Regions from separate parts of the Homo sapiens genome. Here region 1 is linked to region 2. A link is a loop called in an ENCODE intact Hi-C map of the cell type or tissue named here. Cell type or tissue: natural killer cell. All regions are shown on one strand. Each heading gives the region's core, and the rest is flanking DNA. Links, peaks and the distances in the headings are about the cores only.

What was found. A loop is a pair of places that touch in the nucleus more often than their neighbours do. Peaks named below come from ENCODE experiments on the same cell type or tissue, not always from the same donor. Only the 100,000 strongest peaks of a DNase experiment are listed, where the experiment ranks them.
Region 1: a loop joins it to region 2, with 2.2 times the contacts of the local background. A loop is called at or near these places in 6 of 110 quality-filtered maps.

What each region holds. Positions count from the first base shown.
Region 1 is chr17:27,560,893-27,576,623 of GRCh38, reverse strand. The region is part of intron 2 of KSR1 (kinase suppressor of ras 1); the gene reads right to left. Among named protein-coding and RNA genes, the nearest start is that of LGALS9, 62 kb to the left of the region's middle. RefSeq lists enhancers at 6,069-6,829, 8,583-9,535. In natural killer cell, for the core only: CTCF peaks have their summits at 6,944 and 7,145 (motif pointing left); a DNase peak (open chromatin) is centred at 7,203; H3K27ac peaks cover 2,374 bases.
Region 2 is chr17:27,464,201-27,479,931 of GRCh38, reverse strand. The region is part of intron 1 of KSR1 (kinase suppressor of ras 1); the gene reads right to left. Among named protein-coding and RNA genes, the nearest start is that of KSR1, 16 kb to the right of the region's middle. RefSeq lists enhancers at 2,575-2,869, 4,018-4,531, 5,945-6,274, 6,295-6,344, 6,566-7,330 and 3 more. In natural killer cell, for the core only: no CTCF peak of the experiment used is centred there; DNase peaks (open chromatin) are centred at 6,151 and 8,041; H3K4me3 peaks cover 441 bases; H3K27ac peaks cover 5,104 bases.

The sequences.
Region 1 (15,731 bases), core at 3,477-11,476, 96 kb before region 2:
ACACTGTCTCCACTCCCGGCCTGTTTGTCACTTAGTAGCTATCTTGGTTATCAGATCAACTGCCACGACCTCTCCCCACATAGGCACTTTATCATCTCACAGCATCACAAGATGAGGGGTGAGAACAGTACAGTAAGATATTTTGAGAGAGAGAAGAGAGACCACATTCCTGTAACTTTCATTATAGTGTATTGTTATAATTGCTCTATTTTGTTATTGTTGATTATTAATCTCTTACTGTGCCCAACTTACTAACTTTATCAGAGGTATGTATGTATAGGAAAAAACACAGTATACATCATATATATATATATTCAGTACTATCCATGGTTTCAGGCATCCACTGAGGGTCCTGGAACATATCCCCTACAGAAAAGGGGGTATTACTATATACAGCAAAAGGGAAATTATCCAAGTAGGCTTCATCCAATCACAAGAGCCCTTTAAAAGCAAAGGGTTCTCTTGAGCTGGTAACAGAGAAGTCAAGAGACCTGAAGCGTGAAAAGCAGACTTTGAAGGAGGAGGGGAATGGGGGTGGCCTCTGGGAAAAAAAGTAGCCCCTGGCTGACAGCCATTGAGGGAATGAGGACCTCAGACCTCCAGCCACAAGGAAATGGATTCTGCCAATAACCTGAATGAACGTGAAGTGGATTCTTCTCCAGAACTTCCAGGTAAGAGGAAGGCCTGGCCTACACCTTGACCTCAGCCTTGTGAGATCCCAAGTAGGGATATAAGCAGAGCCTGAGTGGATTCCTCCACCTAGAGAACCATGAGATGATAAGCGGGTGGTGTGTTAAGCTGCTAAATTTGTTATGAAGCAATGGAAAATACAAAGAATGAATGGTAGAATCAAGGCTCAGTGGACTTCAAAACTTGTGCCCTTTCCTCTCATCAGGGAGGGAGGAAACCTCTCCAGCTCTGACTACTTTGAGCCACATGACACTGTCAGAGGCACTGGAACCAGAGCCATTCCATCTTGAATAGGGGCTGGGTAAAATGAGGGTGAGACCTGCTGTGCTGCATCCCCAGGAAGTCAGGCATTCTTAATCATAGGGTGAGAGAGAAGGTCACAAGATACAGGTCACAAAGACCCCATGATAAAACAGGATGAGCTAAAGAAGCCAGCCAAAACCCACCAAAACCAAGATGGTATCCCAAGTGACCTCTGGTCTTCCTCACTGCTCATTATATGCTCATTATAATGCATTAGCATGCTAAAAGACACTCCCACCGGCACCATGACAGTCTACAAATGCCATGGCAATGCCCAGAAGTTACCCTATATGGTCTAAAGAGGGGGAGGGGCCCTCAGTTCCAGGAATTGCCTGCCCCTTTCCCAGAAAATTCACAAATAATCTACCCCAGTTTAGCATATGGTCAAGAAATAACCATGAAAATAGCTAACTAGCAGCCCTCAGGGCTGCTCTGCCTACGGGGTTGCTATTCTTTTGTTTCTCCACTTCTCTAATAAACTTGCCTTCATTTTATTCTGTGGACTCACCCAGGATTCTTTTTTGTGCAAGACTCAAGAACCCTCTTTTGGGATCCAGAATGGGACCCCTATATCCAGCAACAATACCAAACCTGGGACAAATATAAAAAACCAATGGGACATGCCTCTGGTCTCAAGTGGCCTACAGCCCAGTGGGAGGAGTGACAGACATTTAAACAGGTAACTACAATGCAGTAAGATGCGCACTAGAGCAGAGAGAGTTCAAAGAGCTATGGGACCAGATCAGACCTTTTTTTGTCTTTAACCCTTTCTATATTTTCCAGATTTTCTGTAACAGAGAAGGCCAGACATTCCACATCAAATGACTGCTATAAAGCTCACAGTTCTTGAGAATCTAAGCCAATCCTGATTTTTAGCAAGTTGTGTCTAATTTTACTTTTAAGGACTAATTTCATTGTCATTCCATTTACATGCTGTAATTCCTTGTCTCAAGCGTCAAAACTAACCCTAATGAAGATACTGGCTGAGTCCTGAAGGTATGAGGCCCAACCCATACCCCTCTCTCCCATAGCAAGGCTGGAGCTAGATGCCTGCCTTTCTGTATTTGTTTGTTTTTTACTGTACCCGCTGACGGCAGATGCTTTTGTAGCTTTTCAGTATATTCTTCAATCTTCAGGGCTGTAGGCAAGAATCACATCACCACTTAGCATGATCACACCAAAATAAAGCCAGACACATAACTGTACCAAGAAGCTCATCACTGGTTGGCCAAAACCCTGGTTGCCTTCCAGAAGATAAAACTAAAGTGTCACAGGAACCACTGATGAGAACGGCACCAGCAGGGGAGGCAGATTAGACAAATGGTGCCATGCAGAAGCTTCTATACAATCAACATGTCTTGCTTTCTTTCCCTTAGCCTGTCTTCCACTGAAATGAGGTTTGGATATCTTTGCCCTCATTTGACTGTTAAGAGCACCTTGGCGATACCGTCAGGGTAAGCACAAGAGCAACCTTCACCTTATCTGAACAAAGCAATCCTCTACTTGTCCGGAAGGGTGTCCTCAGTTTGTCTCTCCACCACATACTCCAAGGCTGTGATGACTCAGCAGTTTGCCCAGATGATGATAGAGATGTTTAATGGGGCTGGGGAGGGAGCCAGGCTGAGGAAACCCAATCTTCAACCTAACTATAATGCAAATAGGGATTCTTTTTCTTTCTTTTTATTCATCTCCTCCTCACCCATACCAAGTTTCAAGTTCTCAAAGTAACTACATTTATTATTACAAACTATTTGCCAGAACAATATGCCTAGGGCTTTGTATACATTATTTTATCTTTAATCAACTCCGCAAGTAGATGGAGTTAAGTCCATCTTACTGAGGCTCAGAGACTTCACAGCTTAACAAGTGGCTGAGCAGAATTGAAACCCACGTGCGCACGATTCCAAACCTCCTCCAAATATTCCATGCTGTCCACTTGTTAACCTGGCAAAGCCTTGGGATACAGCAGCTACCTTTCAGGGGAAATTATTTTTTTCGAAGTAAATTAATTTCTACCTACTTTCAGAAAATAGAAGTGAGGTACAGAAACAGCTGGATTGGTTACAGCTCCTTTGCCTTATTTGAACAAGATTCGAACAGTTGGCTACATTTGATTGGCACAAGTGCAGTCTACAGTGTTTTTATACCTCCACTTGTTATAGTTCATGATATACAGAAAAACCTTTAGGCTGAACTTAAAATATCTAAGGAGGTAGCTCTAGGCTAAACTTGATTTAACACACTTCTCTGCCTTTTTACTGAACAAGAAACCCAACGGCAGCAATGGCAATGCTAAACAGAAAACCCCCGCTTTCCTCCCTTGGTGTTGGGGAAAGGGGCAGGCAATGGAGGGGCACCAGAACTTCTGGTTTTAAAGAAATCTGAATTTTTATTTTTAAATGGCTGGCTTTTACATGGTGATAACTAATTCAAATCTGTGCAAACAAAACAAATTATGTCCATGAGGAACATGGGGCTTCCAGGCCTAAGCGCGGAGACCCCATGGGAAGAATCTGATGCCTTCCAAGGTTAATCTGATCAGTGAGTGACATCTAAAACTTTATTTCTGTAGGCAAACGGGGGAGGATGCAGGCCCAGTAGCAAGTACTCCAGGGGACCAGGCTTTCTCAGTGAGGGGCCCACCCTGGAAACAAAGTGCCCCACCTCCCAACTCTACAACTGACTCTGAGACCCAATGTTAACTTAATCAAGAAAGGAAAGCTACCAGGACGGTCGCGTGGCTGTGAAGGCCCCTGCGAGGGGCCCTGATATCTCCCAGTATCATGACTCAACAGTGCCCCAAAGCAACTCAGCACCCCCGAAACCTCACACATGGATGTGACTCGCCCACCCACAGTGACAGGCACAGCCAAGTCTGATTTAGGAAGATGTTTTCAAAGCAGAGTAACTCACAACTTTCCTGGATCATCTCTAAACCAAAAACAAATTAGGGAATCAGTTTTGCCACCTGCTGAAGGTGAACTCGCAGGTGAAGCCACTCTGAAACCTTCTCAGGTCTGAGAGGCTCCAGTGCCCCAGGAGGGCATCCCATCTGCCAGGAGGTGCCCAGAAGATGCTAAGTTGTCTCAAAGCCAAGGGCAAAAGGCCCCTCTCTCTGCCCATACCCCAAAGTTCTGGAGAACCCGGCTGGGAGTCCGTACTGCCTCCAAGGAATTACTGCCCACCCCAGCTTCTGTCTAAAGAACAAAATATGGAACTACAAACCAAAAACGGAAGACATGGATGCCCAGACCATCATAGGAGATGCCCAATCCATCTTGAGAGATGCCCAGTCCCAGCTCCGACAAGTCTCAGGGTTAGCATGGGTGCACACAGGTGGGGATGCAGGAATGAGGAGCAGAGTGACAGCATCAGAGATCATTGGCTCCCTGCCTCTGCCTGTCTCTCTCAAACCAGGAGATATGTTCTCCAGTAGGTGGGATTAAGTTATTCTTTCTGATAATAATTGGAGAGCAGGGCCAGTTGAGTGCTGAGGTCACTCCCAGTCTGTGACAATCCAGTCATGTCATTAGCAGGAGACTGCTGGTCTCCATTCTCTCCAGTGGAGGGTGAGGATGGGTTTGGGCAACGTGCTACCCCCTCCCCCAGCAGCTGGCAGAGGCTGGCGTCACAGGCCATGCTGGGTAAGCCGGCAGCTCAGGGCCAGTTAGGTATCAAATGGTATCCAGGGATTTACTAGCAGCCACGGGGCTGCCTGGGGTCTATACTTAGAAACCTGGGCCTGCTGACACTGAGAGGCGCCACACTCCCTGTGGCCAGTCAGGTGGACCAGGAAAATGCCAGGGGCGGCACCGCTGCTGTACCGGCCACGTATACAAACACACTGCACTTCACGCAAGAACACGGGTGAAAGCTGGGTTGAAGGAAGATCAAGAAGCAAACCCAGGCTCTGTGTTTCTGTTCAGTTTTGCATCCCTAGAACATGCCTCAGGCAGTGCTGCTGGAACACAGGTCCATCTGTGGAACCTGGATCACTGGTGTGCATGGGTGATGAAAGGGATCCTTAACCCCAGACCTTTCCCCAGGAACTGGTCAGACCAGAGAGGCCAAAGGTGGGCTCCTAGAGCCCTGTGGGTGGTGACATAGGACCCTGCACATCCCTCTGAGGCCAGAGCCCAGCGGGGCTGGAAGGAGAGAGAGAGAGAGGAGCAAGTGGAGAAGGTTTCTATGGCAGCCCAGGCTGGGAGCCACATGTCTCAAATTGGCAAGGGAGCACCTGACAGATGTTTCTCCTACCTGCACCCACCATTGGGGCTCATGGAGAGGGAGGAGTGAGACTTGGATAGTAACAGTCAGATATTCTGGGAGGCACAGGAAGGGCTGAGGCAAGAGCCCAGGTCAGGCAGCCTCCAGGGGCTTCCACAGAAATCAGCAGAAAGCCTGGGGATGTTGGCTTTGCTTGTGGCCAGTTCCGGGCCCAGCCTCCTCACTACCCCACCCCTGGGAAGCAAGGCAAACAAAACCCCCTCCCAGGAGAGTCAGTTGGTTCCTTGAGGGCAAACTCCCCTCTTAACACCATTCCCTAGAGGCCAACACAGTGAAGCAAAGAGCCAGACTGGGTCCCCGCAATGCCCCTGACCTCGGACAAGTCCCCGCCCCTCTTTGGGCTTCGGATTTCCCATTTATAAAATGAGTGGTTCTGCCTAGAACAAATCAACGGCTCTCAATCCGGGTTGTGCCCTGGAATTTTCCAGGGACTTTAAAAATGAATCGCAATGCTTGGGCCCCACTTCAGACCGGCCAAATCAGAATTTCTGGAGGTGCGGACCATGAGGGCAGACAGGCGTTGGGGCCCAAAGTCTGGCTAAGGCAGCCCAGGACAGAACAGGTCTGGGGATGTCCAGACCAGAAGGCAGATGTGGCCACAGCACGGCTGTGTTCAGGAGGCCACATTCCTTCCACTGAACTCGAGCCCAGCCCAAACTCACAGCTGTCCCAGGAGACGTCCTCTCCTGTGCCCAGGTCCCTGCCTCCCTCTCCACAAAGCAAATAGGGGCTCACAGTAGGGAGCTGGGCTTGAACTGGAACCTTCAGGATTGGCTTCTTCTCACGTATGCATTGGTAAGCCTGGGATTGAAAGCTTGTTTAGAAAGAAGGTACAGTGGTGGGTGTGGAGGAATAGAGGTCAAAGGGGAGAAAGAGATGAGAGGGGTTCAAGAAAGGGCAATAAGCATTTATTACACATGTCCTGCGTGCCAGGCACTGTCAGATGAACCACAGAGGTCAGCACATGCAATCCTCCTAACAGCCTGAGATGGGAGATAAGGCTGAGAGAGGGCGGGTAACTTGCTCAAGGCCACACAGAACAAGGCCATCTCAACCCACCACCAGCCAGCCCTTGTGTCCACTGCCTTGCATTATGAAGTGAGCCCTTTTTCCCAGGGCAGCGTTTATTTGCCACCACTGGCATCACAGGTCACATATGACTTTCCAGACCCCACACCGCTCTATCCCTGGGCCCAGCTAGGGTGAGCTCTGGCAGTGGGGTTTAAAGCAGCTGCAGGAGGCTCCTCCAAGGAGGTCTCTCCATGTTCCCTTTTAATCCCACTTAGCCTCCACTCCAGTCCTTTGGAGGAGGCTGGCACTTTTCAACTCTGCCTGGGACCAGATATCTAGCTTCCAGCTGCACCCGCTGTCACCACAGCCACCACTTTCTCTCCAGGCCAGCCCACCCTCCTGGAAAGCTTGTCCTGTGGCTGCCTCCTTGCTCTCCCTATCAGCGTGGAAAGGCCCCATTCCTCCTTCTATAAATCCAGAGGTATAATACATAGTGTGAGAATAGGCAAACTTTTTCTGAAAGCCACACAGAGTCTCTTCAGCTTTGTGGGCCACATGGTCTCTGTCGAAACTGCTCCACTCTGCTGCTGTGGCACCACCAGAGCCACAGACAACACGTACACAAATGGGTGTGGCTGTGCTCCCATAAAATTTAACTATGGATACTGAAACAAATTTCATGTAACTTTTACGGGTCACGAAATATTCTGTTGTTTTTAATTCCTCCCGCCAGTTCAAAATGTAAAAACCATTCTTAGTTCACAAGGCTCTACAAAAAATAGTGCTGGGCTAGATTTGGCCCAAGGGCCAGAGTTTGGCAACCCCCAAACACATAGCAATGCTGTTGGGCTCCACCTGCTGGTGGCCCTGGGCCTGGCTCCTCCTCCTTTCCCACCTCCCCACCTAACCCCCAGCACACAGTCAGCAGGACAGGCTTGCGGGCACACCCACATCTTGTCACCTTTCTCTGCATCATCAACACACATTTCTAAAACCAGGCTCCTGTGTGAAAATGGCCGGATGTGTCCTGCATTAGAGAAACACACACAGCTACTCCAGCTTTGGGCACTGGTGTGTCCCCCAATTACTCCCAAAATGTAGAGAGGAGATGGGAAGGCTTCTACAGAGTGGGTTTCCCTACTCCCAGGATGTTTTGTAACATTTTACAAAATGCGTGATTGTAAAATTTTAATTCTTTTTAAAAAAAGAAACAGTATTATCCACAAGATCCCACACTAGAACTTGAGTCAAAATGAATACATTAAATTTTTTAAATGTTTAAAGAACATTCAAAAGGAAAAGTGGGTCAGGATGGAACGTGGGAGGGTGAGCCACAGCCAAAAAGCTGCGTTAACCTTGGGTGACACTTGACTTCTAGGGGACTGGCAAATGAGAAAGTCCCGCCCTGCACAAAATAGGGCTATGTGCAGGGGCTAAAGCTGAGGGCCTGGGATCAGAGGCCCTTTCAGGGATGGCAGCTGGCTGAGGATGGGGCTACAGAGGAGGGTAGGGACAGGACGTGCCCCTCAACAGGGACACTATTCCTCTACGGAAGGCAGAGCCCTGACAGCAGGCCTCAGCTGGGACTGTTGCCGGCAAACTGGGATGCGGTAATCCTATGAGGAGGGTGCAGGGTGCTAGGTGTGGCTAGAGATGTAACTCCCCATGGGGGACCCCAGCTCTCCTGGGGGTCAAGGCACTGACAGAACTAAACAGGGGTTCCTGGGTGTGGCCATGTCCCCGGCATCTTTACTGCTCCCCCTCCCCATTCTCCCCTGCTCGGACACACCATTGAAAAAGAGAATGGTCAGACGAGTCCCCTCCTCCTCCACATGCACAGGGCAAGAGCTCGGAATTCAGCCAGTGAGGGCCCTGGTGCCAGAGGGCGTCCAGACTATCAAATAGGCCTCGGGCACCAGCCTTGGAGTCTGGTGGGTCCCTTGTGGGGCCAGAAGCCAAATCACAGATGCCGTCCACCAGAGGGACATGTCCCAGTGTTTAGCACGTGAGGTCTGTCCTTTGGGGTGGTCTGTCCATTCAGATGGGAGATGAGCCAGGCCACAGCAAGTGAGCCCAGAGCTGGAGACAGAAGAACCAGGCTCCTCCGCCTAGGAACAAGAGCTGTCGGGTTTTGGAGCTGCCCCATGGGGGTCCAACTAGGAGACAGGTGTCTCAGGAGCTCCTGCTCCCCTCAGGCAGCCCCTCTGTGGTTTTCCAGAAACCTTGAAAACAACTTCTGCCCCACAGCAGTAACAGGCATCAAAGCTATGGGACCTCAACAGAGACCCTGAGCAGATGGCCGAGGAGAAGCTGGGGAGACCAATGCCACAGCTACCAGGCTCTAGGGGCACGAAAGGGGCCAATGGATCTTCAAGGGGATGGGAAGAAACCCCTTCTCTGCCGAGATCAAAGGCAGGCTCCAAAGGGAACTTAGGGACAATCTAGTCAGCACTCATTTCACAGAGGAGAAAACCTGCCTGGGTCACCCCAAACAATGGTGCCAGGACCAGGATCCAGGTGTCCAGACACACTTGCCAGTAACCAACGCCAGGATATACCATGCCCCCGGGAGGGCGAGCCAGTTTCCAGCACGCATTCCCTGCCCAAGTGCAAAGGTTTCATTCCTTCCAGGTTTTCTGCACTAGTCCAAGAAGGGAGCCAAGGTCAAGATGTCCCTGAGGTCTGCCCTGAGAATCACCTCCCTCTGCCTAAGGGACGCCAAGTCACATGAGTGCCTTGTGGGCCCAGAGCCCTGTGCAATCCAGAAGCAATGCGGCTCTGGGCTCGTGGCCTCACCTGAAGCCTAGCCAGGTCCTAGGCCTCAGTGGCTTAGAAGGTGGCAGATGGGCGGAACTCCTCAAGTCCATGTTCTTGCCCACTCCTACCCACTACAACTTTTTTTAAAAAAGAGACGAGGTTTCACTATGTCAGTCTGGCTGGTCTCAAACTCCTGGCTTCAAGCAATCCTCCTGCCTCGGCCTCCCAAATTGCTGGGATTACAGATGTGAGCCCCACCCCCATTTTGGTGACAATGCACTTTTCTTCTTTTTGAAAAGAAGAAACAGATCCCACGTCACCAGCGACACCCTAACGCCCAGGTCCTGAGACCCACTCAGGGCCATGGCACATGGATTCTTACACAGCTTCTTGAAGTATTTTCCCTTTTCACAATCAGTCTAATCATAAAAATAACAACTATTGGTATTATCACCACCGTGTAAGTAGCCTAGGCACAACTGCTTGGTAGCTAAGGAACTGAGCTTCATAGAGATTAAGTTACACACCTTAAGACACTGCAAGCCCTGAGTAACAGGGCCTGGATTTGGACCTTGGTCTGTGTGACCCCAAAGTCAGCACTCACAGTCTCTATAACCATCGGCCTCCCTGGCCTGGTCAACCAGAAGCATGGAGAGGTAGAGCTGGATCAGCCTATACAGCTCCACGTTCTTAAGCTCCCTGTAAAAAAGCAGCATGCTCAGAACAAGTGTGTGTCCTACTCAAAAGCAGGAAATGACCAAACACTATTCACTAGAAGGATGGGGAGGATCTATTTCAGGAAGATTCTAACTGATCCCCAGTGACTTTATCACACAGAAGACAGCGAATGAAGTCATGAAACAAGCACCTTCTGCCCCAACATGCGATTTCTCCACACGTGTTCTACAGCCAGGTAGCAAAGCAGGGACTCAGAGTCTAGCAAACAGACTCAACTCCAGGGAGCTGTGGAATGGCCTCCTGCGCCCAGACCCCCGTGCCTACCTCATAATCCTCCAGCCCAGGTGGGCTCACGCCTCGGGCTTCTCTTGGCATCCCCAGAGGTGGGGGCCCTGTGCCCCTGGACACCTTGGCTGTCACCCAGCTCCACAGGCGATTCATGACAAGGGGGCCTGAGCCCAGGGTCCCCGGCAGCCCTGGCCCCCAGTGCAGTGTCCCAGGGAAGAAGGAGGCAGGGAGAGGGGTTTCTGTTTTCATGACTGTAGTGAACAGTCACTGCAGCCAAAAATAGTTTGTGCCTGGGAGCTGGGGAGTCAGCACATACTTCCCGGGGCAGGTGCTGGGTGGGAGATGTGCAGGCTCCAGCAGGCCCTGCAGCAGGGGCTGGGGACCAGGCACCCAGGATGTCCAGGATGCAAGGCCACCAAGAGGTTTTCCCTGCCTTGCCACCTCCCTCCAAAAGGTAGGACCTGAGTCAATAAGAACACGGTCATCTCCCTCCTTCCAGTGAATCATCTGGGGAACCCCCACCCCCACATGAACTCCAACTGCCCCCAAGCCCCTGCAGCTTCTCGCATGCTTCGGGTGAGTGGTATGGAGACCAACAGGAAGAACCCTATGAACTGCAGCAGATGCCTGGGATGGCTCATGGGACAACCTTCAAAAGGATGCTCAGCTGTCAAAACTCCTAGAGGTCTACACCAGAAACCGTGAACTGGAGTCCATGCAAATGAAAAAAAAAATGTAGAAAACAGTTAAGTGCTGGCTATCAGTGGCTGGCAGGGTTATGTGGGGGTTTTATTTTATTTTTAAACTTTTCTGTATTTTAAAATTTTTCTACAATGGATGTTCATAATTAGATTCACAGAATGCTGTTTTAAAATAATAATTAGTGGCCAGCTGTGGTGGCTCACACCTGTAATTCCAACACTTTGGGAGGCTGAGGCAGGTGGACTGCTTGAGTTCAGGAGTTTGAGACCAGCCTGGGCAACATGGCAAAAGCCTGTCTCTACCAAAAATACAAAAAAATTAGCCTGCTGTGGTGGTGTGCTTGTAGTCCCAGCTACTTGGGAGACTAAGGTAGGGGGATTGCTTGAGGCCAAAAGATGGAGGATGCAGTGAGCCAAGATTGTGCCAATGCACTCCAGCCTGGGTGACAGGGTGAGATGCCATCTCAAAACTAAATAAACATAATTTCACGTAGTTTTTCCATCTCTATTTTATACTGAGGATAAAAGCACTGCCTCCTCATACAGTTACTGAGAGGAGTGAATGAGATTCCACATAAAGCTCACAGCTCAGTCCCAGGCACAATGGGAGTGCCTGCTAAAGAATTACAGCATAAATTCATAAATAAACTACAAAGAAAAAGAAAAAGAGAAGCCTAGCAAAGTTGGTTGACTGGAAGGAAATGCATCAAATGGTTTACAGTGTTTCCTTTGAGTAGTAAGATTACAGTGCAAACCATAATAAATGGGAGCTGTTACTGTTTTCTATAATTTCTATACTTTACACACTTTGAAAATAAACATATATGTAAATTACTGGATATTAAGAAAACACCTAAAAAGCTAACAGCCAATGGTTGTCTCTGAGTAGGGTTTTCTTTGCCTTTCTATTATTTTCTAAAATAAACATTGATTTCATAGTGAGAGAAATAACAAATGTTATTAAAAACAAAAACTGGAGGGTGGGCTCACCTACTGTAGTCTAGAAACATGATCTCTGCAGACCCTTCCTGTGGAGCTGCAAAGCCTCTGACAAATCATCTCTGAGGGAGGAAAAGTTTCTACACGTCTCTGCCTTCTGTTATCAGGGCTGTCTTTCCTCCAAGAACCCATTTCCTGAGCCTACTGTGGGTGGGGGAGGTGGGGGGGGGGGGTCTTCCATCTTCTTAGCCCAGTGATTGGTTACAGTATGAACATGTGGTCAAAGCCAAGCCAATCAGAGCCTTCTCTGGGATTTTTCAGCTATTTTTCAGCCAAGGGAAACAGCCCTTCATGGACAAGCATGACTACAGTAGAAGGTAGTGAGGCTCAGCTGCCTGTGCTCTTCATACCTGCCATGCGGAGCAAGCCTGTCCCACAGGCACATCCTAATGGCATCACCTGAGCCCCTGCATCCAGACTTCCTTGGATTTGTATTGCCTAAACTGGTAAGTCTCTGTTTTAAGCCAACAGGTATCTGAACTTGCTTTGAAAAAAGTTCTAACTAGGAATAGAAGAATATAACTTCGATTAAGTAAGTACTTACTATGAGCCCTGGTGCCATGTCATTCTTCCATTTGTCCATCTATCCATCCCATCCAGTCAACAAATAGCTACTGAAGGCCAGGTGCGGGGGCTCACGCCTATAATCCCAACACTTTGGGAGGCCGAGGCAGGCAGATCATCTGAGGCCAGGGGTTCGAGACCAGCCTGGCCAACATGGTGAAACCCTGTCTTTACTAAAAATACAAAAAAATTAGCTGGGTGTGGTGACGGGTATCTGTAATCTCAGCTACTTGGGAGGCTGAGACAGGAGAATAGCTTGAACCTGGGAGGTGGAGGTAGCAGTGAGCCGAGATCGTGCCATTGCACTCCAGCCTCGGCAACAAGGTGAAATTCCATCTCAAAAAAAAAAAAAAAAAAAAAAAAAGCTACCGAATACCAACTGTACAAATAAAAAAATAGCTAAAATACATAATTGAAGCTTGTGAATAAGTGCTAAAAGGAAAGAGCATGCTGAGATAAAGCGGCAGGTATAGCAGGCCTCTAAGCTTAGACAAGGTGGCCTCTCTGAAGAGCTGACCTCTAAGTCCCGGTCAGAGGATGAGATGGCACTAGCCACAAGGGTACAGCAACTTCCAGGCAGAGGAAACAGAACATACAAAGGCCCTGGGCTAAGACAGGAAACCATCTGATGCGTTCTCCTGCCAGTGGCAGAGTGCAGAAAGGCAGGAGATGACGTGGAAGAAGGTGGCAGATACTGAATACTTAAGGGGCCTCAAAGGTAGGTGAAGGGTTTGGATTTTGTGCTAAGCGTAACAAGACACTGACAGAATATTTAACTCAGAACTATCTAGCCAGGCTCGGTGGCTCGTGCCTGTAATCCCCACACTTTGGGAGGCCAAGTGGGAGGATCACTTGAAGCCAGGAGTTTGAGACCAGCTTGGGGCAACAGAGTGAGACCCAATCTCAACTAAAAAATAAAAACATAGCTGGGCACAGTGGTGCATACCTGTAGTCCTAGCTACTGGGGAGGAGGAGAATAACTTGAGTCCGGGAGTTGAACGCTGCAGTGGGCCATGATTGCACCACTACACTCCAGCCTGGGCAGCAAAAAAACAGAAAAGGAAAATGGAAAGGAAAGGAAACAGGAAAGGAGAAAGGAAAAAGAGAAAGTAAGAAAGTAACATAACCGGATTTGCTAAAACCACTGTTAGCTCACGAAGAATGAAATCAAGAGGGTAAAGAGTGGATATAGGGAGCGAATGGGGAAACTGCAACAGTCCGAGGACTAGTCAGGACCAGGGAGGTGGCAGTGATGGAAAAGAGATGCAAAAGGACTTGAGACCCATACTTGGACATAGAGCCAGTAGGATTTGCTAGCTGATTCCACGTGGGCATTGAGGAAGCACAATGAGTCAGAAACGACTCCCAGGTTTCCAGCAAGAGCAGCTAAGACAGTAAGCAGGCTCAGAGAAGTCAAGGGACCTGTCCAAGGTCACAATGCTGGCAAGTGGCAAAGGAAGAATTTTGTCAAAATTTTGTCTGCCTCCAAGGCCATTTACTTCCAGAGGTGACACTCAAACAATTTTGTTTCCCAATCCTGTGGCCTCCCCCAAAGGTACATAGCTAGGAGCAGGGGCCACTGAAATTTATGTGCTATTTTTTTAAAAGAAGGGTAATAAGAGATTGCTGCTTTATAATATTTAAAACAGTGCAGTGTTGACATAAATGTTTCCCAATGATATCTGGCCATAGTCAGATCTGTTCTAGAGCAATCTTGCCTTTGAGGTGGTCCTAGGAGGAGGAGGGAACACACACAAGCTGACCACTCAGGAGCCAGGTAGTCCCCAGAGGGGGCTCAGGCACACACTACACCAAAGCCATCTCATGGCAGGGCTATAGGCACACAGTCCTGCTCAAGTTCTGTGGCCGACAGAAGCCTGAGGCAGTTTCGGAGCCCTGGGATTCAGCAGGCCACCGGCAGCCACCTCGTCTTCACCCTCCCCAGAGATCCTTGTAACGCAACCTTCACTGGCCCAGGTGAGAGCTCCTGAGACGCCTTGGGCCAAGAGACCAAAATTCTTTGGATAATGTTATTTGAATCCAATCATTCAACAAGAAAACCCACCACATGCCAGGCACTGGGGATAGAGCTGTGAATGAAATAGCCAGGTCCCTGCCAACATGGTGCTTCTAGTCTAGTCAGTTTTCACTGGACTGGGCAGCCCAGAAATCCAAAGGATTGATCAAAAACACCAAGCAAGGCCGGGCCTGGTGGCTCATGCCTGTAATCCCAGCACTTTGGGAGGCCATGGCGGGCAGATCACTTGAGGACTAGAGTTCAAGACTAGCCTGGCCAACATGGAAAAAACCCGTCTCTACTAAAAATACAAAAATTAGCCGGGTGTGGTGGCATGTTCCTGTGGTCTCAGCTACTCAGGAGGCTGAGGCACAAGAATCACTTGAACCCGGGAGGTGGAGGTTGCAGTGAGCCAAGATTGCGTCACTCTACTCCAGCCTGGGCGACAGAGCGAGACTCTGCCACAAACAAACAACAGACAAACAAACAAACACCAAGCAGTACAGGACTAAGCAGGACATTCATGCTCATGATTTTTCAGATTTCATGAAACCAGGGGAACCCCCACCCTGAAAAGTGGGTACCTTTGGCTCAAGATAAGAAAAATTAATGACTTCATCTATTGGAGAAAGTGATGTCTGCCAGTTCCAGAAGGACAGGAACTCATGTTCAGTGGCTAGAACAGTGCCGAGCACACAACAGGTGCTAAATACACACTGAGTGAGTGAATAAATAACTGAATGGAAGTAGGACCTCAGCTCTGTACCTGACCATGCTTCATCCCTTCCCCGCTCCTTGGGGCCAGCAGTCAGCTACGCACCCTAGTTATTTGCAGACGTGTGCATCACACTAGCTGTAAGCATCCAGGACAGACTATTTTGCTCATCAATTAATCCTCTGTGATAATTAATCAAGGTACCAGGTAAAAGGTAAGTGATCAATGGGTGCATATGAGTAACGAGTGAATGTAAAGGAAAGAAGAAATGAGGGGGGAAGAGAGAGACACACGTGCACACACACAAAGGCAGGCAGTCAATTCATTTACACAACTACATATCATACAGTAGCCCCAAAACTGTGCTATTCTGGGTAAGATATTAGATGACAAAATTGTGTATGAGAAGGAAGTACAAGGACCTGGGTTTGAATCTTCATCCTGCCATCAGCTTGCAGGGGATCATCAGATCTCCCTGTCTCCTGTCCCAGGGATAAGGATGAAACAGGATGACATCTATACAATGCTGGCCTTGTAGCTTGCCCCTTCCTTCCATGCTCCAACTTCAGCTCCTCTCCTGACTGGCCAGGTGATACAGGCATGCCAGTCCACCACTTGCCACCATTTCCCCATCCTAAGTGGAGAGCTGTGTGGCCCAGCCCCCACTGGGCTGGTACCAAGGCAGCCCTGTGCTGCTGGGCTGACACATTGGCACAGATCC
Region 2 (15,731 bases), core at 2,752-10,751:
CACACACCCGAGAGAATATGGTCCAACCCAGGTGCCCCCGCAGCACAGGTCACCCTCTAATGTCTGTGTGGTGCCGCCACCCCTCTGTTAGTCAGTCATTCTCATGCCACAGCACCTGTTCTGCAGATGGCTCAGGAATGGCCCCTTTCAACCATCTGGACCCAGGGATGTAATTCTCTCCCGTGCTTGAGGCTCACATCCCATTGAAGCCCTTCCTCCTTCCAACCAGAACCTACCCACTCCCTGGAGGCCGCAACAGAGGTCTGGGATGCCCAGCTCTCAAGGGAAGTCCAAGCGTCTGTCTCATGTCCTGCAGCACTTGAAGGAGATGAAGGGGTCTCAACTGAGCAAAGAAAGCAGGTGGAGGGCCAGTGTGGGTCAGAGCAGCCCATCCCTGTCACCTGCACTAGGAGCGGCACCTTCCTCCCTTCCCTACACCCGCCTCAGAAGGAACAAAAGGAAGAGCAAAGAGAGGTGAGGGGTGCAACCTGGGATGCTGCAGCGAGAACGGGAACCCAGCCACCCATCTGCTCTCGCCTTATTGATGTGGGTTATGTGAACTCACATAAGATTGGCAGTGGGTCTGGCACTCCAGGATGAGGGAGGAGCACGGATGAAGGGAGGAGCATGGATGGGGGAGGAGGGGCAGAGCACAGATGCACAAGCATGGAGGGAGAGAGGAGCACAGACGGAGGGAAGAGCATGGATGCAGGGAGGAGCATGGATGGAGGGAGGAGCATAGAGGGAGGGAAGTGCATGGATGGAGGGAGGAGCATGGATGGAGGGAGGAGCACACAGGGAGACAGGAGCACAGAGGGAGAGAGGAGCATGGATGGAGGGAAGAGCATGGAGGGAGGGAGGAGCATAGATGGAGGGAGGAGCATGGATGGAGGGAGGAGCACGGAGGGAGGGAAGAGCACAGAGGGAGAGAGGAGCATGGACGTAGGGAGGAGCATGGAAGGAGGGAGGAGCATGAATGGAGGGAGGAGCATGGATGAAGGGAGGAGCATGGATGGAAGTCCACCCGCCACATGCTTTATGGCACTGACCATGTTCTCGTGACACCAGCAACAGTCGTGCTTATTTCACAGATTAGGAAATGGATTCCCAGGAGGGGACCTGCCCAGGGTCACAGCATGACAAAGCTGGGACTCAGGGGTCTTGAGTCTGCCCAAGACTTCCCCACTTCCCAATTTATCTAATCTTCCTGGGGTGATAAGCCCCCAACCCCACTCCTCCAATGGTGATCCATGGTAGGGGTGCAGGAAGGGCAAGGAGGTCGGTGGCATTAGGTCTGGACTCTGAAGCCACAGACAGGATGGGAACCCACACCTGGGGGCACAGGATTCTCCCCAGAGAACAATAATGGACAGCTCATGTTTATCAAGCGCTTACTGGGCACAAAGCCCTACTCCACCTACCATATTCATTTAATCCTCACAACATCTCATGACCAATGTGGTGACGTCATGCAAAAAACAATAAATAATCCGCATAACAGCCCCAAACAGTAGGTATGACATTGTCCCCATTCGTATGTCCCCATTCCTCAGATGAGGAAACTGGAACCCAGAAAAGCAAAATAACTTGACCAAGGTAAGAAGGGTCCACAGCACAGGCGCAGTCACACTCAGGCTGTCTGACCCCAGAGGCCACACTCCTAACCCTGACACCATCCCCTTTTATACCGGTTTGTGTTATTTTCCTAGGAATGCTGTGAGGTTAGTTTAGCCCTGATTAAAGCACATACTCCAGAACCCTCGTTCAATTCCTCAGCACTTACTGTGTGCCAAGTACTGGGCTAAGCCCTGGAATTTCTGGGTAAAAAGGTCATGACATAGTCTGTCCTTAAAGAAAGAAGAACTCCTTCCTTTGAAGCTAGAGGGCTTTAGTCTCCCTCAAAGACAACAGGAAGGCCAGGTGTGGTGCCTCACGCCTTGTAATCCCAGCACTTTGGGAGGCCAAGGCCTGCCTTGGCCTCACTTGAGACCAGGAGTTCAAGACCAGCCTGGGCAACATAGTGAGACCTCATCTTTACAAAAAATAAAAGAATTAGCTATGTGTAGTGGCGCATATCTATAGTCCCAGCTACTCAAAAGGCTGAGGCAGGAGGATTGCTTGAGCCTAGGAAATCGAGGCAGCAGTGAGCTGTTATTGCACTACTGCACTCCAGCCTGGGTGACAGAGTGAGACCCTGTCTCAAAAAAAAAAAAAAGAAGAGAACAGGGAACTTCCCCTGAAGCATCTGGCGTAGAAGTGGAGGGGCTATGATGGCATTCTGGGAGGGATGGGCCGGAAGTGGAGCAGGAGGCAGACAGGGGTCTATACATCACCGTTTTCCCTATGTAGACAGATTTTTAACTTGTACCACCCCACAGTCCAGTGAGCTGTGACAAAGAAACTGCAAAGGTATGGGCTTGGTCATCAGCCAGACTACAATTCTAATCTCAGCCTGTCACCACTGGTGTGCCCTCAAGAGTCTAACTCACCTCTCTGGGCTTCAGTTCCCTGTATAATAGGAGGTAAGAACGAAACTCTGGTGTTTCCAGGGCAGCTAGAGGTGTCAGAGGCATGTGAACCAGAGCAACTCCGTCTTAAACAGGAGCTGGGTTAAATAAGGCTGAGAGCTAACAGGCTGCATTCCCAGATGGTTAGGCACTTTAAGTCACAGGATGAGACAGGAGGTCAGCACAAAACACAGGTCATAACGACCTTGCTGATAAAACAGGTTGCAGCAAAGAAGCCAGCTAAAACCCACCAAAACCAAAATGGCCACAAGAGTGACCTCTGGTTGTTCTCACTGCTACACTCCCACCAGCGCCATGACACTTTACATATACCATGGCAATGTCAAGAAGTTACCCTGTATGGTCTGAAAAGGTGAGGCATGAATAATCTACCCTTTATTTAGCATATCACCAAGAAATAACCATAAAAATGGGCAACCAGCAGCCCTCAGGGCTGCTCTGTCTGTGGAGCATCCAGTCTTTTATTCCTTTACATTCCTAATAAACTTGCTTTCACTTTACTCTATGGACTTGCCCTGAATTCTTTCTTGCATGAGATCCAAGAACCCTGTCCTGGGGTCTGGATCGGGACCCCTTTCCTGTCATGGAGGGGACTGGTGGGGTACAGTATTCCCAGTGCTATCTGAGAGCCCAGAACATAGACAGCAGGCCTTACATGTGTGCTGCAGTTACAAATGTCCTCATCGCCACCACCCTCATCCAAACAGCCAGAGGGCTTTTCTCAGAGTGGGGGCAGTGGGACCATCTGTGGCTGTCTAACATTTCAGTCCTTCTGAGTCAACCATGGGCTTCCCAGGGCACATCACGGGCAATGTGGACCCTGTGAGTGTTGGGCACCCAGGAGATGAGCCCACAGCTGCGGTCTCCTTCCTGGGGCAACCTCTCATACCAACGGCACCACAGTCAAACAGGCAGGGGCGCTCCCTGAGAAGATGGGATCACAGCTCACCGGCAGCGCCCCAGCACTGCTCAAGTCCCAGCAGCCAAGACTCAGGGAGCCCTTTTGGTGCCAAGCCAGCTCTACCCCTGAGTTCTCTACCCTCAGGAGGGGGTGGCAACTCTGGAAACTTCCCTGTTTCTCAGCAGAATCTGGGACTGGCTCAACAAGCGCCCTGCAGAGAACCTGGAGGACCAACTCTCCGTTTTATTCCAGAAAGTTTGAATTTTGCACCACTTCATTAGCCTTCAATCCTTGAGCGCTGAGAAGGGGTGGGGGCTCAAGAATCGCTCACTGAGCATGGTCCCCCCGGGGCAGGAGCCGTGCAGTCCAGTCCACTGCTCTACCCAAGCACCTTCTCAGAGCCTGATAGCTAGGAGGTGCTCAAATATTCATTACTTTAATAAATGAAGGAATGCAATTATAGCAATAATAAAGGAATTTTTGCAAAAGAAAAACAGTCCCACCACAAATAACTCATTTCAATTTCACCTCTAGTTTTCCCCATATGCATACATATCATCACATATTTACAGGACTACAAATGCCACATACATGCAATCTTAAATACTGTGTATTTTTCCTCGATGTAACAGTATGAATATGCTCATGTTCTTACCCAGCCTCTGTCACTGACATCTGTGTGTGTGATGACCCACCCATCGCATGCTGTGCCATGGTCTGCCAAACCTCCCCTTACCACTGGACAGCTACCTTATTTTCATTTTTTTCTGTATTATGGATAATGCAAATAGCCTCATACATTCTGTTTTGCTTTTCTATTGCATTCTTGCCTCAGGAGGAACACCCCTGTAAGGATGGGGTGGACGGAAGGGCATCGCTGTCCCCGTGTCATAGATGAAGAGAGTAATACCGGGCAGGTGCCAGCATGATCTCCTGCCGTGGGAGCTCTGTAAAAGCTGCTGGATGAATAAACATGGCTCACCCACCTGACGCCCTCAGTGAGTGGCAGAGCCTCAGCCTGCCCCGGGCCAGCGCTCTGTCACCTGCCCACGCAGTCAGAAAGTGACTTTCTGTAAGTCAGTAGGTTAGTGTGCCAGCCCCAAAACTCCATTTTTTAGTAAGACATAAGTTTCAAAATCACCTGTGGATCCTACAGGATGGAGGCAGAGCCCACATAAACACAGCACCTCTCACCACCTTCTCTTCTCATTACTCTTCCCTCCTTCACACCTGTGCTCAGAGACCCGTGAGTGCAGTGGGTACTGGAAAGCAAGCACCTCCCTAAATGTCATGCCCAGGGCCCCTTGTGGCCTCACCCCTGGCCCCAGGGTTTTCCAACAACCCTGGTTCACTCCCCTTTGGCTTCCACATGAGCTCAGCTTCCAAAGCTCTTTTCCAGCTGTATCCCCATGGAGCCCTTCTCTACCCTTTTGAGGTCTTTACTCAAATATCACCTCCTCTGCAAACCCATCCTGACCCCTCACTTTAAATTATACCACCATCTAGGCACCCCTCCCTGCTTTCATTTTCTCCACAGCACTTTTACCACTTAACAGATAACACATTTTCCTTAGTGTGTGTGTGGTATTTTTAGGGATGGGAATCTTGCTATGTTGCCCAGGCTGGTCTTGAACTCTGGCTCAGGTGATCCTTCTGCCCCAGCCTCCCAAGTAACTGGGATTCCAGGTGATATTTACTTGTCATCTGAATGTCTCCTCCCAACACTGAAGCGTAAGTTCCACAAGGTCTACATTTGTGTCCATTTTGTTCACTGCTATTTTCCCCAGAGCTAAGAATAGTGCCCAGTCCCTAATGGGTGCTAATTAAACACTTGTCGATAAAATAAATAGTAATATTATAATATAAAAATATTCTCATTCTGCACAAGGCATTGTGCTTTTCCATGGCTCATCTTACTTACTATGAAAAACGACCCCATTATAATCCCCATTTCACAGATGAGGAAACTATTGCTCAGAAAGGGTAAGCAACTTGCCCAAAGACACACAGCTAGCCAGAAAGGCAGTGCAGCCTGAATCCAGGCTGTCAACCACCAGAACCTGTGCTCTTACACAGCATGAGGTGCTGCTCATCCTCCCATCCTTACATCCAAAGATAGAAGCCACCCATGGTCCAGCAGAGCTTTATAGTAAGAACAGCAGGTCTGACTTTTGGAACATAAGCATTGCCTGGCTTGCAGCCACAGGGTGACAGGGGCCTGTTTGCTATAACAAGTAGCACTACGGCTTTGACAAGCTGGGTGCTAAGATAACAAATCCTGCCAGACCAGGAAACTGCTTAAACCAAACAGGGCCAGAGAGGAAGTTTGGCCTAAGCTGTTAGATGCTTGAGACAAGGTCTGGTCATTTGAGGCCGCCTAAGTCTTCTTCTAAGAATAGTCAAAAGCCCCCTCTGGTTTAGGGGTCTAGGAGGGAGGGATGCAAGTGAAGGAGTTTCCTCTAGACACATGGCCGATCGCAGCCCACATGGCTGGCTGTACACAGGTATTGTGAGTAAACGAGGTCTTTGGCTTTTGGTTTCTCTTTTTCTTTTTTTAACTACTTCCTAAAACTCTCAAAATTGTCAAAGATGCAGCTGGAAGAGTGGCCTGGGGTTTTGTCTCAAATGTTCACCTCTCCTCATAAGCCACCAGGCCAACCACACAAAAAAAGCTTCCTGTCCCCTAAAAAGACAAGTTTCCATTCGTTGATGGATTCTTCCTTGTTCTGTTCTGTCCCCTGTGCCACGGTGAGTCATGGCCACCACAGGGACTCTCCCCAGGGACTCGTCACCTTCTTTCTCCTAAAATGTACCACCAGTATTTAAAATACCGCTGTGCCTATCACCATCACACCCAAGCACTACCTGCTATGTTGCCTTTGTAGCTAGAACCCTTCCAAGCAGAGGCAAAATTATTTGAGGTGATCAGATAAAGTCCTCTGCCTGCCTGCTGCCCAAACCCCAGCCCTACAGGCTGCTCCTCACAAGGATGCCCCTCTCCCACCTTCCTGCTCAGCCAGAAGCCCCCACCTCTTGCTTTGCAGCCTCCTTTCTGCGAATGGCCACCTGTTAATCCAGATCCCCACGCTCTGTTACTTCATCCTGTCTCCAACTGTGAGGGACTCCCATTCCAATGATGCGAAAAACGAGACTGCCAAATCCATTTCCACCCAGCATTACTTCTTCTAAAATGCTAAGCATCACCAAAGCCTTGTATTATCTCTTTCTGCCCTGAACAAGACCCAAGATCAAGCAAATTTCTAAAGAGGGCAATGAAATGAACACAAATGGAAATTCAGACAATTCAGCTCCACCAGTTACTGTGTGACTTTGGGCCTTATTTCATCACCTACATGGGCTCATAAAGTTATCATTACTGAGAAATTAACTGAGAGAACTGCTGTCAGAATCTTGCTGCCTTAAACCTGGGTACTAGCTGGGCATGGTGGCATACACCTGTGGTCCCAGCTATCTGGGAGGCTGAAGGTGAGCCAGAGAGGTAGACAGAGGCTGCAGTGAGCCATGATGGTGCCATGGAACTCCAGCCTAGGAAACACTGCGAGACCCTGTCTCAAAAAACCTGGGCAGGTCCACTTCACATTAGCCATAACTGTGGGAGGAAGGGATAGGGCCCTGAGTTATTACTGATACATTCCCAGGATTCTGGCCTTCCATTCCATTTTTTTTTTATTTTCATTTTGAGATGGAGTCTCGCTCTGTTGCCTAGGCTAGAGTGCAGTGACATGATCTCAGCTCACTGCAACCTCCGTCTCCCAGGTTCAAGCAATTCTCCTGCCTCAGCCTCCTGAGTAGCTGGGATTACAGGCACCCACCGCCATGCCCGGCTAATTTTTGTACTTTTAGTAGAGACGGGGTTTGACCATGTTGGCCAGGCTGGTCACCTGACCTCAGGTAATCGGCCCACCTCGGCCTCCCAAAGTGCTGGGATTACAGGCATGAGCCACGGGGCCCAGCCCACTTCCCATTTATTTAATAGCAACAAGCTTACATGCAAGGAACCCAAGGTGCTGGTTAACCCTGGTCAAAGGAGGCCCCTAATTCAATGACATCAGAGCCCCCCGGGGCTTATGAGTCATTCAGCCTCCTCCAAACGAAATGGTGCCAACATCTTCCACCAGGCTATTTCCAGGCACTCTCATGAGGTCCACACCTCGCTATGTGAGTACACTCTAGACTCCCAGAAGCATCTGCTCAATCTCATAACCCCTTCTTTGCCCCATCCTACGGGAAGAAACCCATGAGGAGCACAATGTCCCCAAATCTACATTCCCAACCAGAGCCACAAATCAGAGTCCGCAGTCAGGGGAGAAAGGGTCAGGGCAGGCAGCTCAGTAAGAAGGGGGTTTCCCATGGCTGTCTCTTGGTCTTGTTTCCCATAACTGGGAGCCTAGACACTCATACCTAGTATCAGCAGCCCCACATCTGAGCTGGCAACCTCAAGTCTGAGGACCCCTTCCCTGGCAGGGGTCCAGGTGCCCCCAAGCAGGCCGGGACTGCCAGGCTTTACATCAGAGAACTGAGTTTCAGTTACCACGGTGAAGGCTGACAGCACAGAGCACAGTTCCGTGCAAATCAAGACACATTTCCCAAGTCCCTACACACCTCAGTACAGAGATGAGTCAGCTGCGCGGCCTGATGAGCCTTCATTCACACCTCACCAGCACCTTCTATGAGTTTACTCATCCACAAACTCCCCCACTAAGCTGGCTTTCTGGAGCACAATACATCTCTCATTCACTCTTATATTCCAGAACAGTGCCTGGCACGAAACCCGGCCAGGAGGGCGGAGGGGGAAGTAGGAGGACACCTGTTTGCTGAGTTGGTGCATTAATTCTCTCCTGCGGCCCAGCACTGAAAAAACAGCCCCATGCCCCTGCTTACCTCCTTGACCCCAAGGCCAACCATCCTCCCCTGACACTGTGTTCCAGGCACACCAGCCTCCTCCTGGCCCTTGACCACACCAAGCTCGATTCTGCCTCAGGGCTCTTGCACAAGCCAGTCCCTCTGCCGGGAACACTCCTCCAGGCTACAGTGGCCTTCTCATCTTTCAAGACTCAGCTCAAAAGTCACCCTCTCTGGGAAGGCCTTTCCCGATCACCCCATCTAAAGAAGTCACCTCTTCCATACCCCCACCTCTCTCTAACCCACTTCCAGTTTTCTTCTGAGAGCACGTCTGTCTGTTTGGCATGTGTATTATCTTTCTCTTTCCACTGAAGGAAGCCCTCTATTTTCTTCCTTGCTCCTTCCTCAGTGCCTAAAACAGTGCCTAAAACAAACCTGATATTGAGCAGATGCTCAATAAATCGTCACTGGAGTGGGCCCGGCACGGTGGCTCACGCCTTTACAGCACTTTGGGAGGCCAAGGTAGGGAGATCACTTGAGGCCAGGAGTTTGAGACCAGCCTGGCCAACATGGCAAAACCTGTCTTTACTAAAAGTACAATAATTAGCTGGGTGTAGTGTGCGTGCCTGTGCTCCCAGCTACTCAGGAGGCTGAGGCACAAGAATCGCTTGAACCCGGGAGGCAGAGGTTGCAGTGACCCAAGATTGTGCCACTGCACTCCAGCCTGGGGGACAGGGTGAGTCTCTGTCTGAAATTTAAAAAAAAAAAAGTCACTGAATGAATGCACAGAAGAGAGAAATAGCAAATTCAAGATAAGGAATATCTAACAAGGTCAAAAAATGGGGAGAATAAAGGAGAGAAGAAGAAAGGTACAAAGGTCAGAAAGAATTGTAAAAAATATGAGATACTTACCCAGGAGTACAATTTTTAAAACAGCTATCATTCAACAGGAGTTAAATGGAGGGGCTAGGTGTGGTGGCTCACGCCTGTACTCCCAGTACTTTGGGAGGCTGTGGTGGGCAGATCACCTGAGGTCAGGAATTTGAGATCAGCCTGGCCAATATGGTGAAACCCTGTCTCTACTAAAAATACAAAACTTAGGCCTGGCGCAGTGGCTCACACCTGTAATCCCAGCACTTTGGGAGGCCGAGGTGGGTGGATCACGAGGTCAGGGGTTTGAGATCAGCCTGACCAACATGGTGAAACCCTGTCTCTACTAAAAATATAAAAATTAGCTGGGCGTGGTGGCGGGCACGTGTAATCCCAGCTACTCAGGAGGCTGAGGCAGGAGAATTGCTTGAACCCGGGAAGCAGAGGTTGCAGTGAGCCGAGATCGCACCACTGCACTCCAGCCTGGGCCACAGAGCGAGAGTCTGTCTCAAAAAAAAAAAAAAAAAAACACAAACAAAAACAAAACTTAGCTGGGCATGGTGGTGTGCACCTGTAATCCCAGCTACTCAGGAGGGTGAGACAGAAGGATCACTTGAATCTGGAAGGTGCAGGCTGCAGTGAACTGAGATCACACCACTGCACTCTAGTCTGGGCAACAGAGCGATACTCCGCCTCAAAAAAAAAAAAATGGGAGAACAGTTTGGCAAGTCTTAACACACACACACACACACACACACACACACACACACACACACTCCATCTCCATGCTCTTTGATCCAGTAATTCCATTCCTGGGAATTATCCCAAGAAAACAAATTCAGAATAGGAACAAAAATAAAGCGCCTATATAAAGACGATTCCATTCACATTGTTTATAATTGCAGAAATCTAGAAACTACTGAAATGTCCAATAACACGGAAAATGCTTTGCCAAATTACAGCAGATCCACTAGACACACTCTCATGTGGCAACTAAAATGACCAAAAGGAAGATAATAGGGAAACATGGAAAAGTGTTTTGGAGTAATGCTACGTGAAAGGCGGGGGACAGTGGGGGAAACACTGAACTCCTTCTAAGTACCAGGCACTGTCCAGCACTCCTTCTGTATCTTGGTTCTCAAAAGAATCCAAAATTAACCTACTCTTATCCCCTTTTAACTAACAAGAAAACTGAGGTCCAGAGAGCTAAAGAACTTGCCCAAGGTCACAGAGCTGGCAAGGAATGGAGTCAGAATACGAATATGTCATCCTCACCCCAGAGTCCCCGCACATCCTGGCGCCCTCAATGCACGCCTCAATGTCCTACCAAGTGCTTGAGGGGCTCTTTCCCATAGTGACATCACGATTGTGTTGTGGAGGCCAAACTCAGAGACTGAAACAGCCAGCAAAAAGTGACTCGGCACCTGAGAAATGCTTGCAAGAGAATACAGCAAAAGCCAAAATAAAGCACAAACAACCAAAAGAAAACTACCTGTTGGGATCAAAAGACCACGGAGAAAAGAAATGAGAAAGTGGTCAACAAAGCTAGGCTTCAGGAAGGACTGTGCAGAGCCTCGAGAGAAGAGCCGGGAAGGGCAAGGAAGACTTTTACAGGTGCTGGATCCGGGTTCCAGGCTGGAACCGCAGAAATGAGGGTTTGCCCGGGGCTCCCAGAGAATAGCACCTTCCTGTACTCAGCAGCTCTTCTCTCCAGGGCCCACACACAGTGAAGCTTAATCAATGTTAGCTGAAATACACTTATCTCATAATGGGAACAAGCAACAAGGAAAAGGAAGGGAAGAGACACTAGAGGCATGGGCAAGAATGGACTGGAAATCAGGATGTGCACAGTGGGATTCCGCTGGGTCTGGGGGCCCTGCTTCGTTAAAAACTCTCATCTCAGTCTCTGGCAGGACTGCTGTGGGACAGGGAAAGCACCCAGCCGTCTGAGAACAGGTTTCAGGTGCGGCGGGGGACTCAGGTTAGATAGTGAGATGGACACTCTGCAATGTACCTGCTGCCAGAAGCCAGAGCAAGCTTAGGAGAAAATAATCAAAACTGCCTTTTCATAGGAAAACACAGAGATTCCTCCCAGCCTGCTGAGATAGGTACAGCTCAGCCTGGAAGCGGATGGCTGGAGAAGACCGCCCTGGGTCACTCTGCTTCCTAGAGACGAACTGCCCAGGGCCACCATCGCCAAAACAGAGCATAAATACCCTAGATCACTCAAGATTGGCCACAGGCCAGGCACGGTGGCTCACGCCTGTAATCCCAGCACTTTGGGAGGCCAAAGTGGGTAAATTGCTTGAGCTCACAAGCTGGCCTGGCCAACATGGTGAAACCCTGTCTCTACTAAAAATAAGAAAATTAGCCAGGCATGGTGGTGTGTGCCTGTAATCCCAGCTACTTGGGAGGCAGAGGCAGGAGAATTGTTTGAGCCCGGGAGGCAGAGGTTGCAGTGAGCTGAGATCTCATCACTGCACTCCAGCCTGGGCAACACAGCCAGGCTCCATCTCAGAAAAAAAAAAAAATAATTGGCCACAGCTGGTTATTGCTGAAGCTGGGTAATCACTACACAGAGGTGGTCACAACATTCTCTCTACTTTTGTACAAGTTTAAACCTTTCCATGATAAAGTTAAAAAAAAAAAATATGGCCGGGCGCAGTGGCTCACGCCTGTAATCCCAGCACTTTGGGAGGCCGAGGCGGGCGGATCACGAGGTCAGGAGATCGAGACCATCCTGGCTAACACGGTGAAACCCCGTCTCTACTAAAAATACGAAAACGAAAAATTAGCCGGGCATAATGGCAGGCACCTGTAGTCCCAGCTACTCGGGAGGCTGTGGCAGGAGAATGGAATGGAACCCAGGAGGCAGAGCTTGCAGTGAGCCACGATTGCGCCACGGAACTACAGCCTGGGGGACAGAGCGAGACTCCGTCTCAAAAAAAAAAAAAAACAAAACATAAACTCAGACCTAGGCATTTCACCTGATGGAGCACAGGGAACTTGACCTCAAAACATAGCTCTCTGATATAATGAGCATTTTAAACTAAAGGCCCTTAGAGATTAACAGACACTGAAAGAGACATTTCCCCTGTCTATAAAATGACCAGATGGACCCACCACGGACCAAGGATTGTTTTTTCTTCCCCTCACTGTTATCTCATTATCTATTGCAGGAAAAAAGACCAAAAACGCAACCACACCCTAAGAGACCCATTCACAAGATAATGTCTATCTCTTAGGAACATTCAAAGAAATATTTGGGTCCCACTGGGATATTAAGTAATCGCTCTGTGATTCTGTGATACACCAGGGAGAATCAATTTATATGCCATTTCTCTTAGTCATCTATATGTTGTGAGTTAATTTTTCAGTAAACCTTCAGAGGGCAAAAAGTAAGTTTCTCCCTTGCCCGCTACACACCAAGGAATCACTATGGCCTGGCCCAGGGTTTGGGGCTACCCCCCAGAGCCTAGACAAAGGCAACCAGAGTCTTCAAAATTATCCTATGCTAACAGATTTTCCAGCTGGACGGAGAGAGGAGTTTGCAAATCCAAGCTGGGTCATAAAGGCAAGGAATTAAGACTGCCTGGGTTCAAGTCACAGCTCAGTCTCTCCTTAGCTATGTGACTCTGGGAAAGTCACTTAACCCCTCTGTGCCTCAGTTTCTTCATCTGTAAAATGGGGACAGCGAGAAGACCTTCCTCACAAGGGTGTTGTGAAAAGTAAATGCTACATAAAGCTTAACAAGGGGGCCAGGCACAAAGCAAGCTTGCCGTAAAAGTAAATGTCACCCATTATGACACATCCATTTTGTAACAGGTACAGATATTCGTTTTGGAAACCACATGCATCCATTTGACTCAGCGACCGGGGAAAATGAAACGGGGTGGAACCAGCGCTCTTTCTGAAACCTCAGGCAGCAGTGTGGGAGCCTCGACTCCAGCGCACCTAGAGTGGCCCCAGCCGGCCCAGGCCTCCGTTGGCCAAGAGGCCAGAAAGAGCTCCTCCTTTCAAAAAGCCACCACGAGAAACAGGAAGCTGCTTCCTTTCCTTTCCATTCAGAGCCAGCATTTCCTTTTTTATTTTGAAAAGCATTCTTCATCTGTAGCCCAGCCCTCTCCCCCAAACCCCCTGCAGCCCAAGCTCAAATGCACCCACAGCCATCTGCATTTCTCTTGGATTGTTTTCTGCCCATCAGGGGGATCATGAGGTTCCTGGTAGACACTGAGCAGACCATGCCCTTAACACCAACTAAATGCACCCAGGGCCAGGAGGAGGCAGGAAGTGCAAACTCCAGGCAGGCAGGCAGGCAGGCGGGCACACCTCTCTCGGCAAGTTTCCTCTTCTTGTTAGAAGGATTCAGTGATACATGTATTTAAGTGCTAATGTGATGCCCAGGAGACACCCTATTTCCCTTTGTAAAAAAGGCAATTTCTCATGGCTGGATAAGTCTACAGGGATACCAGCCTCTCTTCAACCACCCAATTTTATTTGGAAACTCAAACAGCACCTCAGTTTCATAAAAACCTAAAACTTAAACACAACACTTGGTTGTAAGTGAGCCAACAGTTTCTTGTCTCTTTCTCTGCTCAAGGCTTAAGGCCATGTCTCCCCAACTACGTTCAGTGGAAGAAAAGATCCCCTGGACAAATAAGTTTGAGAACTGTTGTTGCAGTACTTCTCAGAACCTTTAAAACACAAATCCTCATCCGCAGGGATCTTCAGGAGGGAGATGGCTGATGCAGCACAACTTTCTTCACAGGAGCATCTTGCAGAATACAGTGAGATACAGAAAGGCTGCACTGAGCCTTTTTAAGGGCCCAGGCCTTGGTGGGAGTGGGGTAGGAGCTCTCCAGATAGCTCCTAATGAGTAGGAACATTCAGGTGGCTTTTTTTTTTCCTTATTGGCAAAACTGTGTGTGCACCATGAATGAAGCTGGTCTCCCTTATCCATATCAAAACTAAACCCAAATTAATTGGATAAATTGGGACTCAACCCCTCAAGGAGCCATGCGGAAGAAAGCCCCACCACACTTTAAAGTAGCTTACCACATCATATTTGCGGAAAGCAAAACGCTTATGACCAGTATGCTGCTAATACAAATCTATAGATAATGCTGTATGAAAAATTATTTTTCCCAATCATAGCTGGCATAGTCCACATTTTGCATTACACTTTCCCCCCTTTTTTAAAAATTTTAAACACGGGTCTTTATCTCTTCTTTTTTTAAATTTTAATTTAATTATACAAGACAGAGTCTCAGTATGTCGCCCAGGCTGGTCTGGAACTCCTGAGCTCAAGCGATACGTCCGTCTCTGCCTCCCAAAGTGCTGGGATTATAGGCCTAAGACACTGTGCCCGGCCTTAAACACAAATCTTAATTCATTCTTACAATTATCCGGAGATTAGAAAAATGGAAGGGGAAGAAAAATGGCAAGCAGGTAGGCTGACTTCAGCTTCATTATTTGGAAAGACAGTTTGCTCAGTTAAAACACACTACTGCCCACCAAGGCCAAGACAACAGAAAAATACAGACTTACATAAATAGATTTTATATGTGACAGCAGTTTGAATGGAGACTTTTTCAATGCAAATGACAAACAGCTGTGCCTGGGAATAAATGACAACAAATTTTTTTATCTCAACAGCTGTCCTGAGAGCACGTCTCTACATCTCTACCTGCATTCTGGAATCAGGGAGAAAGCCAAAACGGACAAGACACTAGATCAGCCGTGTCCAACCCTTTGACTACAAGGACTTTTCCGCCTATCTGTGGTGGTGGGTATCATGAAAATTATGCACAAACCTTTTTTTTTTTTTTTAAGCTCATCAGCTATTGTTAGCATTAGTGTATTTTATCTGTGGCCCAGGAGCATTCTTCTTCCAATGTGGCCCTGAGAAGCCAAAAGACTGGACACCTGTGCACTAGATTAAAAGGCTACTCCTTCTGGAAGCAATTGTAAAGAATTTTTACATTATCTTGACATGAAAACCAATGGATAGTGGCACAGAATGCAAAATCTGCAAGGATTTTTCTTGCTGGTTTTTTTTTTTTTTGAGTCAAGTTCTTGCTCTGTGGCCCAGGCTGGAGTACACTGGTGAGATCACAGCTCAGTGCAGGCTCAAGTGCTCCTCCAGCCTCAGCCACTGTAGTAGCTGGGACAACAGGTGTGCACAACCACCCCTGGCTAATATTTTATTTTTTGTAGAGACAGGGTCTCACTATGTTGTTCACATTGGTCTCAAACTCCTTGACTCAAGGGATCCAGGATAGGATTACAGGTGTGAGCCACCACACCTGGCCATGCGCATGAACTTTTAAGACAAACACAAGGCCCCATAAAAGTTAAGGATTTCCCACCTAATTTCCAGGGGATCTTTTGGTGCAAGGATGAGAAGCCCTTAAAAGTAAACAGACAACTCCAAAGATTCAAGACAGTTCATTCGGGCTGAGCCAGCCCACTGAGCAGACTGACCTTCAAAAAAGGTCCACCCGTGACATACCCCAGATGGCGCTCCAAGAATCTCTCCAGTCCTCAGGGCCCCTAAGGCACTGGGACAG